4 separate regions of the Homo sapiens genome follow, and all the other regions are linked to region 1. Evidence: chromatin contacts called from ENCODE Hi-C or POLR2A ChIA-PET data. All regions are on one chromosome and are shown on one strand. The core of a region is the stretch at or near the end of the contact, and the rest is flanking DNA. Distances in the headings are between cores, read along the strand shown. Region 1 holds the start of USP15 (ubiquitin specific peptidase 15). Region 2 holds the start of MDM2 (MDM2 proto-oncogene). Region 3 holds the start of CAND1 (cullin associated and neddylation dissociated 1). Region 4 holds the start of RAP1B (RAP1B, member of RAS oncogene family).

Region 1 (2,700 bases), core at 192-2,691:
AAAAAAGAAAAAAGAGACTAAGACTTAGATCAAGGTTAAATTAAGGTCCTAAGTCTGCCACCTATTAGCTTAACTGAAAATGATCCCAATATCACAGCCTTTTGTCAGGAGTAAAGAGCAGAGATAAGAGGATAACTAAAATTTGATATCTCATAAATATGAAATTCTTAAGATATTAAAACGAATCAAGATAAAATCCTTATAATAAAATTACTGTCCATTTTACAGCATGAAGATAATGAGGTGCAATGATTTAAATTAACTCTCCTCAAAGCCATACTGCAAGTTGAGTGGTGAAACTGTGACATAACTCAGGTCTAAATCTTACTGTTCCTTTCACTATGCCATACTGAAACACTCTATGAATTATATACTACTGTTATGGTAACAGTGGAAAGTGAAAATATGTTTTATTATAATGAAGAGGCACATTATGCTTCCCAAAAAATAAGGAATTTTAAATTATGTTACATATTCACATATTTAAGTTATTGTAGATGCCACTTGATATGGTCGACAAGTGTGAAAATGTCCACATACATCCTTCAGTATTTTAAATGTATAACCTTTGGTATTTTACAAGTTTGAATATTAGCAGTTAGTTAAGCCTCAAGTGGACTTATCTACTTTTTGCAGGCCTACATTATCTTTCAAACAGAAGGGAAGGGCTGCACGTCTAACAGAAACGCTGCCGGCTTCTATCAAGCCACCACTAAAGCACAAGACCACGTGGTCTCTCATAAGCCCAAGGTTCCCTACTCCTCTCCCTCCTTTGACAAGGAACTGGAAACTAGGGTTTCTTTCTCTTATGTGGAGCCCTGACATGCCACCTGTGTAGTACAGACCGCAAACATCCTGCAGCCTGCCTCCCGGAAGACCAAGAATCAGAATAAAAGGGAACTTGGACGCCGACAATTCTAGGAAAGGAAATGAACAGAGAAGTAAAGCCGGTGAGATCGTGATAAGCCGCGGCACCGGGACCTGTCAAAACGGCGTATATAAGACTCAAACCAAACCACTATAACCTATCATTCGGGAAGGCCTGAGGTGGGAGCGGCACTACGGAAGGAAGGAGGACGAAGAGAACCGCACGAGTCAGAACCGCCGCCGCCGCCGCTCCCCGGATACCTTTCAGCATGCCCTGGCAAGCCAAGAACCCTGACCCTCATCTAGAGTCCAACCTTTGCCCCAACATTTCAGAAGCGGCCAAAATCCCGCTGCCCCGGCGGCCGCCGCCGGACCTGCCCGCACCTGTCACTAGCGAAAGAACCAGCTCGCGGCTCCCGCCCACTTCTCCACTATCCTCGGGCAACCGCGGGCATCTCAACCCCTTTCTCTTACCAGGTGTCCCCTTTCCGGAGCGAGGTTTTGAGCAGCGTCGCGATGTCAGACCGCTGGGTGTCCAGATCCGCCGCTCCGCCTTCCGCCATCTTCTTCCACTAGCGGTAGGGGAGGTGGCAGCGACGGCGGCGGCACGCCCCAGAGCATTATGGGAATGGCGTCCCACGGCCCCTCCCAGTCGGCCGGTCGAAACCAAAAGACACCGGGAGCGGGGGTGCTCCTCGGGACAAGAGGAGGCCCCGGGGGCGCACTGGGTGCGCGGCCATGGTCTGCTGCCCCCCATCGGTCCCCGCCCGTCCAGCATCTTGCCTTGGCCTCCTCTGGCCCGGGACTGCCGGGTTTTAGCTTTCCTCGCCGCCGAGGGCTCTGGCTCTCTCTCGCTAGAGGGATGCCACCGCCCTGTCCTCCCGTCCTCAGCGTTGCCTTCCCCTCCCTCTTTCCCACTGACGCCTTGAAAACCCTTATTTGCGCATTCACTCACGCTTGAGGGTGAGGTAGGGTGGGGCGGTGGTGTGGGGGCGTGGGGACGGCTAAGATATGGCAGAAAATGTAGCAGCTCAGTGACTGGGCTTTTCGTTACGAGTGGGAGAACCCAAGCTCGGTGAATATGGGCACACACAAAAAACACTCCGAAACCGAACGCTTGGTCTCCATGCCCTTCCTGGGTTCCTTCCAGCGCTCTTACTCCCGTTGTAGGTGGGGACCCTTTATAGGCTCTTTGTGACGCCTCCCCAGGCACACCCAGACGACTAAGCTGCAGTGAAAAACATGTCCCAGTTCATCGGTGAACAGGGAGTAGAATATGGACAGTATTGAATAATGCCAGATACTAAAGGAAGAAAACGTGCGAGAAACCCTCTTGTTTATACAGGATAGTAACATTTTCTTAGCCCCATCTTCGTATGGTGCCGTACACCTGAAATGAAACTAGATATGTCTTTAATTTGAAGTCAACGATTATGTTACAAAATAGAAAATCGAGTCGCTTAAAAATCAAATGCCAAGGTCACACAGCAGGTGGAGAGGTGAGTGGAGAGGCTGGTTCAAGAGCCCACATGCTATACAGTATAGCACACTCACTGCCTCTCCTTCTGAAAGCCTGAACTAAAATGTAAACTCTTTAAGAGCTGGAACTGGGTTCATCTTTTGTTTTAGCCTTTGTACACCTGGTGGTTAGCACAGTACTGATGGACATGTAAAAATTACCTAAATATTTGTTTAGTAAATGAATTGTGGCAAAATTACTTAAGTATTCCCGAGCATGATGTCCAGGGGTGTGATTTTAACATACCATATTGATGTGAAAAGTCTAAAAGATGGGCCGGAATCCCCACATCATTTCTCGTTTGCCCATTTTAA
Region 2 (2,700 bases), core at 19-2,518, 6.5 Mb before region 1:
CTCCACGCAGTTACGCCAGAGGTAGCACACTTTAAGCTATGCACATACAATTTTATTTACAGAGCCATGCTACAATTGAGGTATACGAAATTTAGTTTATCACTTCATAAAATAAATTATTCTTAAAAGTTACACGAGACAAAAATACTAACCAGGGTCTCTTGTTCCGAAGCTGGAATCTGTGAGGTGGTTACAGCACCATCAGTAGGTACAGACATGTTGGTATTGCACATTTGCCTACAAGGAAAAAAAAGACACGATGAAAACTGGAAATCATGAAACATCTGTGGAAAATACATCATATATAAAGAACATAAACAACAGTTAAAACTAAAGCTACAAGCAAGTCGGTGCTTACCTGGATCAGCAGAGAAAAAGTGGCGTGCGTCCGTGCCCACAGGTCTACCCTCCAATCGCCACTGAACACAGCTGGGAAAATGCATGGTTTAAATAGCCCCAGCTGGAGACAAGTCAGGACTTAACTCCTTTTACTGCAGTTTCGGAACGTGTCTGAACTTGACCAGCTCAAGAGGAAAAGCTGAGTCAACCTGCCCACTGAACCGGCCCAATCCCGCCCAGACTACGCGCAGCGTTCACACTAGTGACCCGACAGGCACCTGCGATCATCCGGACCTCCCGCGCCGAAGCGGCCCCGCAGCCCCCGGCCCCCGTGACCTTTACCCTGAACTCCCGCGGAGACCTCCGAACCACCCCCACCCCCACCGCCGCGAGAGCCGTCCGAAATCCCGCCCTCCTCCCTGGCGGCGACTGCCTAGCCCCAGTCCAACAAAACCTCCGCAAAGCCACGTGCCCCATGCCCCGCGCCCCGCGCCCCGAGCCCCCAGCCACGAACCGCACAAAGGCTGCGAACGGGCAGAGGCTGGGAACCAGCGATAGAGGGGACACCGTCAGAGCCCAGACCCAAAAGTGACCGCTCGCTGCCGGGCCAGTACCTGCTCCTCACCATCCGGGGTTTTCGCGCTTGGAGTCGGGGGTCCCTCAAGACTCCCCAGTTTCCTTCACGGGGCGCGCGGAAGCACGACGCCCTGGGCCTCGGGGATCATTCCACTCTCCGGGCCAGGGCACTGGGCGCTCGTACGCACTAATCCGGGGAGGGACGGTGCTCCTGGCTGCGAAAGCAGCAGGATCTCGGTCAGAGGGGTCGCGGCCGCCCCTCGGGCTCGGCTTCTTGCTCCATCTTTCCGACACACAGGGCCACACAGGCCCCAGAAGCAGCCAAGCTCGCCGCGGTGCCTCGGTGCGCGCCCCCTACCGCCCGAGGGGAGCGCGCGGGTCGTCGCGGCGCATCCGGGCATTTGTGCGCGCGCACACAACCGGCCCCGCTTCCGCCAATTGGGTCCGGGGCTCGGCCGCACCACCTCCGGGATGATGGAGTGGGGGGTGTCGCCCCGCGGGCGCGGCGGGCTGTGAGGCGGGGTGGGGGTGTTGGCCGCGAGCTGAGAGGGTGGGGCTCGGCCTGGCGCGGAGCCAGCAAGGTTTGGCGCTGTGACACTCCTTTAGCCGTTGCGCTATGTTTGTATTTCTTGTGTTTACACTTCCCGCCCGCGGTGGAAACTGCGACAAATGCGGATCTCCGTGTCGCTGTTACCAAAAAGAAACCAAAATTAACAGCTGTTTAATATATTAAGCCCACTCCACCAGCCGCTGGAGTTGTACCCAAATGAGTTATTTTAAGGCCTGTTTTTAAAAAAGATTAAAAATAGCACTTAAGGCAGGCTTATACACCGGTGCATACAGCTGTTCTGGTTGGAGAACGAAGATGCTGGTTACCGTTGGCGGGGAGGGGAGCGGTTACTCTGCGCTTTTAGAATGTTTGGGTTTGGCTGGGCGCGGTGGCTCACGCTTGTAATCCCATCACTTTGGGTAGGCCGAGGCGGGTGGATCACTTGAGGTCAGGAGTTCAAGACCAACCTGGCCAACATGGGAAACGCCGTCTCTACTAAAAACTACAAAAATTAGTCGGGCGTGGTGGCGGTCACCTGTAATCCCAGCTACTCTACTCCGGAGGCTGAGGCAGGACAATCCTGTGAACCCGGGAGGCAGAGGCTGCAGTGAGCCAAGATCATGCCATTGCACTCCAGCCTGGGCGACAGGGCAAGACTCTCAAAAAAACAAAAACAAAGTTTGGGTTTGTTAATCTACACATTCATTATCATTAAAATATATACTTATATATTATGCACTCATTCTGACTCACCTACTTTCCCACAGAGATGTGGCAAAAACGTTTTTGATGCGGTCTCATAAATTGAGGACATAAAGAATTGAGTTAGCTAAACCCAAAAACACAGCCATTGCAAAGAAGGAACACGTTTCTTCTCTGGCCAGTAAGTGATTAGCTCCTTGTGAACAAGGACCTTTTTTTATAAAGTTATATCCTTCCCTTCTGCAGCTTTTTTTTTTTTATAAAGTTATATCCTTCCCTTCTCCCGCTTCCCAGCCTACCAGAAAGGAAACTTCCTTAAACATAGTGGTCACTCAGTTGATTTAAGTTGATTGCCAATATTATTAACTTAAGAGATTTAATATGTGGCTTTTAAAAAGATAATCTCATCTTCATCAGATCATATACAGTGGGGTTTCTAATAGACTCAGTGCTTGACCCTGGATGAAAGAAAATCTCAAGCAGTGAGAAAATGTAAGCATGAAAAGATAAGTGATAGGCTGCGCACGGTGGCT
Region 3 (2,700 bases), core at 93-2,592, 5.0 Mb before region 1:
AAAATAAAAACAAAGATAACCTGTAAAAATATAACAAATCTTCACTATGCATATTACAACACTTTGGAACCAACAGTACCGATCTCCTGAACAGAACTGCTGTAATAAAGCTTCATATTCACCAGGTCCGTATTAAACATCTCTTCCTTTTGAAGATCCGTCTGCTATGATTAAGATCCAGCAATCCACCCCTTTGGCAGTGATTTTGGATATGAGGACATGAGACTGAAACCCCGAGTTCCTAAGTTGGTTTTACCTGACAAGAGGAACTGACAGTGATGCTGGCGGGAAAACCCTATGAGCGAAGTTTCCTCCATCCTGGCTCCCCTCCCCCTTCTTCCCACCTTCACGAAAATTAATAATCCACAAAAGAACTATGTATCAGCCAAGAGCGCAAAAGTTCATCATTCCACCTGAATGCAGCAAGGCCCACGCGCACCTGCGGGCAGAGAGGAGGCTGCCGGGTCCCCGAGTGGGCAGCAGCTTGGGCCCCAGCGAGCAAGGCGGCCTAGCGCCGCAGGATGGCAAGCGAATAGGCCCGGCGCCCGGTCTCCCGGCCTAGAGCAACTCCCTTCTCCACAATGGTGGGTGGTTTAGCCCCTTCGCGCTACCTGAGACGCAAGAATCGCCTCCTGGTGGGGCAGGGAAGGATGTGGGGGCGCTGAGACAAGCAAACGGGGCCTAGAGACCGCGGCGGGCAACTGCCTAGGAGAAAGAATGGGGGGAGGGGGTTGCAAGAGGGGAGAGGAAAGGGGCTCCGCAGGGATCGGGAGGCCAGCGGACCGGTGGGCTGGAGACTTCGGGGCAGAGAAGCTACCGGCTACGGCCGAAGGGGTGGGGCAAGGCCTGCGTGACGGCCAGGGCCGCGGCTGCGAGAACCCCGAGGTGGGGTGAGGGTCGGATCTCGGCCTCACCTAAAGTCCTTGTCGCTGGATGTCATTTTTTCCAGCAAATTGGAAATGTGGTACGAGGCGCTCGCCATGTTGACGGCCTCGATCCCGCCTGCTGGCGCTGCTGGAGCTGCTGCCCGCTGCCGCTGCCGCCGCCGCCGCCGCCACTGGAGCTCCTCCTCTCGCTCGCGGCGGCTCCCGCTTCCAGGGTCGCAGCGCGACGCCGACGCTGACTAGGGAGGCGCCTCGACGGGCTGCCCCCTCCCTGGCGAGGCGTGGGCCTGTCCCGGGGTAAGCCGAGGCTACAGAGCCAGCCTAACGACGGCGCTGTTCGCGTGAGAACGAGCTCATGGGCGGCGGGGCGTACAGAAGGGCCTCTACGGGGAGCCAGACACTTCCACTCAGGGCCGTCTCGCTCCCACTCGCTCCGCACTCGCTCCCTAGGGCAAAAGGCCAAAGCCCGCCTCCTTCGCTCCGGGGGCGGGGGCGGCAGACGCGGGCGCTACGGAAAGCTAAGGTCAGAGTTCACGGAGGCCTCCCCACGCACGCTGTGGAGAAGAGAGTTAAAAAACAATTCGGTTGGCTGAAGCCTGTGTCAGTTTTCATGTGACCCGCCTTTTGGAGGCATGACAACACAAAAAAAAGGGGCTGTTCTCGCGAGACTCTAAAGCGACGGTTAAGGGACAGGGGACGAGTGGAGCAAGTGGGCCTTAATCTGAAAATAACTTGATTGTTTAATGACATTAAGAGAAAAAGATTACGAGCTTTGAGAAGGAGGAAGCCTGGGAGTAACGACAGTTAAGGAGTTAGCTTGCGGAACCAACATAAGAATTTATAACAGGGAGGTGTCGTTTGGGATCAGACGCGTGGCCTGCATTGCCGTAGCCACCGTGGTGTAATGTTGCCACGTAAAAACCACAAATCCCAGAATTCAGTCGGGTGATACACTGGCTCAGAATGTGATTGGCTGCGGGAACTAGTAGCTTCCTCATTGGCTCCCGTGGAAGGAGTGAATGCTGGGATTTGCAGTCTGATGGGGGAGCCGTGCTGGGTAAAAACCTTAGAATCGTCGCGCACTCCGTTTCTGCCGCGGATTCTTATATTCTCCAATACAGGCTTTTTCTGTTATGCAGTATTTGCAGAGCAGGCTGCTGCAGTTTGGCCAGGCGCATTGCGGATCAGTTGGTGTTCTTGCCAGAGGCCTAGCAGCAGCTTCCTAGCGCTACTACTTGCACCTCCCAAGGCAGCTGAGCCTCCCCACTTCTCTGGCCAGACACACTCCTACCGTGCATCGTAGAACCACCTCTCTGACGCCAGCAGGACCTTAGTAAGAGTAATGGGTATGCGACAGATGGCTGTAGTCAGGCCCTACTGATTTCAAAATAGCTAAAAGACTATCTCTGTAGTTAGCTTTTGTGGCCTTGATGGACCTGCAGCTGTGTATTGCTCCCTCAGACGTACAAATTCGTGGAGATGAGTTATGAAAGTATTTAGTATCCAAGTTTTTCATCTGCTTAATATTTGGGATTTTAAACACAAGTTTTGCCAGCTAGGGGTCAACATCCCTGAAAGTGTTAGGGATGGAGCTAGCTGACAGGCCTTTCTAAAAGAACAGAGAGCCTGGTGAAGAGATGAAAAATCAATCTCACTTGATACTCCTGTTAAAAACAACAACAAACCTTTAAATAGCTCTCTACTAACACATAACTCAAATCCGATCAAATCTACCTGACCTTTACCATTGTTTTCTGTATTCATCAACTATTACTGAGTACTTCAAAGTCAGGCAATAGGAGTTAATAAAACAGAT
Region 4 (2,700 bases), core at 163-2,662, 6.4 Mb before region 1:
GTTAAGATAAGGTCTTGTTGAGCAAGTCCAAACAGTATTCTAATTACGAAAAAAGAGAGCTGAAAAATAAATTTACAAGTCAGAGCTTTAAATTGTTAAGTACTCGACATATATGAGATGCTGCCTGCAAAACCAAAATCCAATTAGACGGAATTAATTTTAAAATACTAAAATCACAATCTTCATTTAGTGTCAACTTTCTACCCCGTAAAAATGTGATTTCCCCTTACTGCAACACAGAACTGCTTCTATTCATACCAATCAGAAGTTACAGGGCCAAAATGTTTTTCTAAACTATTAAAGAGAGTGGGAGAGGGGGGAAAGCGAAGGGGAAGGAAACCATCTGCTTTAACTTGCAAAAATGATCTTTTCTCCAAAAGACATCAGTGTTTTTCAGAAGAAAAATCCGGAGAGCCCGGTTCACTGGGCGTAGTTTTAAATAAAATTCATGGCGCTGATAGTTTTAGGATTAGACACCTCGAGATGGCGAAAAAGAGAAGAGGACAAACTTCCTGGATTTTCTCTCCCTCTAAGAGAAAGAGATTTCCTCTTGCTGACGAAGGGAAAGGCCCCTTTAACAGTTTTTCTCTACACGGTGGCTGCTGCCAGACTAAGTGGGGCTCTCTCCGCTGCCTTCCTCCTGCCACTTCCCGCAACAAATGGAGCAAGCAAGCCCCGTTTCAGGCAAACTTTTTCGCTGTCAGGCTCAAGCCCGCGGGGCGCCTGGGAGTGGTTTCCCCCGAAGGCTCCTCGCCCTAGCTCGGGGCTGGGAGAAGCTAGGTCTTCGCAAAGGACAACTTTCTGGTTTCCGTTCTAACTTCCACCCATACCACGGAGGGAACCCAGGCGACAAGCGAGGGGGCTCGGGGCGGGGAGCGAGTCTTCGGGGGAGCCGGCGGGGAAAGGAGGGCGGCGGGAGAAGCTGCGGCGGACGCGGGCTGAAGAGAGCGGGCGGGTGGGGGGGTCCTCGGGCTCTCACTTCCTCCGCCATATTTCAGACATTTGACCCCTTCCGCAAAGCGCGCTGTTCTCCCGCGGCGGCGGCGGCTGCTCCTCCTCGCCGGCCCGCAAGGCAGCGCGCTCGCGGGCCCGGCGCCTGGCCCTCGCGCCACCTGCCGCGCGCCGAGGGGCTGCCGCCGCCGGGGCCCCTGACCGCCGCGCCCGGCCCGCGCCTCGCCGCACCCCACCCGCTCCCCTCAGCCGGCGCCCGGCCCCGCGCGGCCGCCGCCGCGGCTTCCCTCAGCGGCCACGCACTCACTCTGCGAACCTCTCACGCTGTCACCGGGTCCCTGCAGCCAGCGTCGCCCCGCGCTCCCCCCGGGTCGCTACTCTAGGCGCCACGGCGGTCCTGCCGCTGCCGCGCCGCTCCGGCTGGTTTACACGCCTGAATCTGGGCGAGGTTTGGCGATGTCGCCTTGACGTCAGGCGTTCAGCCTCGCTCCAGCTTCCGCCCGCGGGCGGGGCGCGCGGGTGCGCGGCCCGGGAAGGGGCGGGCCTAGGGGGCGGGGCGAGGGGAGCCGAGGGGGCGGGGCCGCCGCGCGCCGGGTCCTCGGCGCCGGCCTCTAGCCGGCCTGCATCGCAGCCGGAGCGCAGGCCCTGCCCACGGGCCCCTTAGCTGCCTCTGGGCGGCATGTCTGCCGAGGTTCTTCTCTCTAGCTGCGCCGCGCCTTCAGGCTCGCTTCCCCAGGCTGTCTGGTGGGCGGAATCCGCGCGTCGGTGTTCCTGACCCTCGTGGGTTCCAGTGGAACCCTCCGAAACCCAAAAGGCGCCGCCTCTTAATGCAAACTGTAGTCACCGACTCGTCCAGTCTGTTGGTATTCGCGTCGTCCTTTGTGCTGGGCAAAGTAACCGAGAAGTAACGGAGAGCGCGCATTTTCTACACCTAGAGCTCCCCGAGGGAGCCTGGGCCAGCAAGTCTTTCCATTCTTGAGATGCCTTTTCTCCTGGATTGACAAGTGTTTTATCCATTGGTGTCTTAACCCGGGCGAACTCTTTCCAAATTCCCATGCCAAACGCAGTTAACAAATCGATGATTTCTAAATAAGTTTGTACCCTGCACCTAAACCAACGCCATTTATATAACTAAAATAAATTGCGTATTTAAATGCATGTCCTGGACGCTTTATTCACTTCACAGGATTACCCATAGGCAAGTAGGTTTATCGTGTGACTTCAGGGCACCAGAAAACACTTTCTGTTCCAAAATGCCTCGTTCCAAAAAGGGCGGGAACTTAACACGGGAATTTACCATTCTTACTTACCCTTAGTACAAGAAATTTATCAGAACTTTTTCTTGAAGCAGTTTTGATGGGCGAGGAGATTAAGAGAGCAAAGTGCAGGGAAAAGGGATTGAGGGGTCATTTAAGACTAACTTTCTTGGTTCATAATTTAATTAGGCCCTGTACAAATTATTCTTGAAATAAATCTTAATAAACGTTGATAAATTTGGAAGATAAATGGAATGTGACTAATTTCACTCCGTTTAAGAATATGTAGTGATTGAAAACTAAGCTAACCTAAGTTAAATGAATAGATGAGAATGAATTATAACAGTTCTCTGTGTTTTATAATGTTTTACAATTTAGGTTAATTGAGTAGATTACCTATTTCGATAATTTCTATTTCCTTAGAAAAATATCTTTTTAAAAATTGTTTATTGTCTGCATTTATTGTGTATACAACATGATCGTTTGAAGTAAT

What was found. A loop is a pair of places that touch in the nucleus more often than their neighbours do. ChIA-PET counts read pairs that join two places held with the same protein, here RNA polymerase II (POLR2A). Pooled maps may share reads with other maps.
Region 2: a pooled map shows a loop between it and region 1 (16-fold over the local background). The contact joins the promoter of MDM2 here to the promoter of USP15 in region 1. A Hi-C loop is called at or near these places in 2 of 37 single-sample maps with no recorded cell type and 9 of 50 pooled maps.
Region 3: a loop to region 1 is called in a map of CD8-positive, alpha-beta T cell, with 7 times the contacts of the local background. The contact joins the promoter of CAND1 here to the promoter of USP15 in region 1. A Hi-C loop is called at or near these places in 3 of 168 maps with a recorded cell type or tissue (CD8-positive, alpha-beta T cell and naive thymus-derived CD4-positive, alpha-beta T cell), 5 of 37 single-sample maps with no recorded cell type and 16 of 50 pooled maps. POLR2A ChIA-PET finds 5 or more read pairs at or near these places in 1 of 52 experiments (MCF 10A).
Region 4: a map with no recorded cell type shows a loop between it and region 1 (10-fold over the local background). The contact joins the promoter of RAP1B here to the promoter of USP15 in region 1. A Hi-C loop is called at or near these places in 2 of 37 single-sample maps with no recorded cell type and 5 of 50 pooled maps.

Annotation. Positions count from the first base shown.
Region 1 is chr12:62,259,145-62,261,844 of GRCh38, reverse strand. USP15 (ubiquitin specific peptidase 15) reads right to left here and starts at 1,441. Exons shown (of 22, transcript NM_001252078.2): 1 at 1,342-1,441. The coding sequence starts at 1,430. It overlaps MIR6125 (microRNA 6125), which reads right to left and starts at 1,486; the gene lies at 1,391-1,486. It also overlaps a transcript of TAFA2 not described here. RefSeq lists enhancers at 1-212, 936-985, 1,206-1,565, 2,116-2,185 and silencers at 1,606-1,715, 1,796-1,855.
Region 2 is chr12:68,806,745-68,809,444 of GRCh38, reverse strand. It overlaps MDM2 (MDM2 proto-oncogene), which reads right to left and starts at 1,268. Exons shown (of 11, transcript NM_002392.6): 1 at 954-1,268; 2 at 153-237. The coding sequence starts at 967. RefSeq lists enhancers at 291-680, 1-979 and a silencer at 1,181-1,570.
Region 3 is chr12:67,268,000-67,270,699 of GRCh38, reverse strand. It overlaps CAND1 (cullin associated and neddylation dissociated 1), which reads right to left and starts at 1,342. Exons shown (of 15, transcript NM_018448.5): 1 at 915-1,342. The coding sequence starts at 982. RefSeq lists enhancers at 576-1,227, 1,507-1,766, 1,907-2,206.
Region 4 is chr12:68,609,611-68,612,310 of GRCh38, reverse strand. RAP1B (RAP1B, member of RAS oncogene family) reads right to left here and starts at 1,412. Exons shown (of 8, transcript NM_001010942.3): 1 at 1,268-1,412. RefSeq lists a silencer at 1,096-1,555.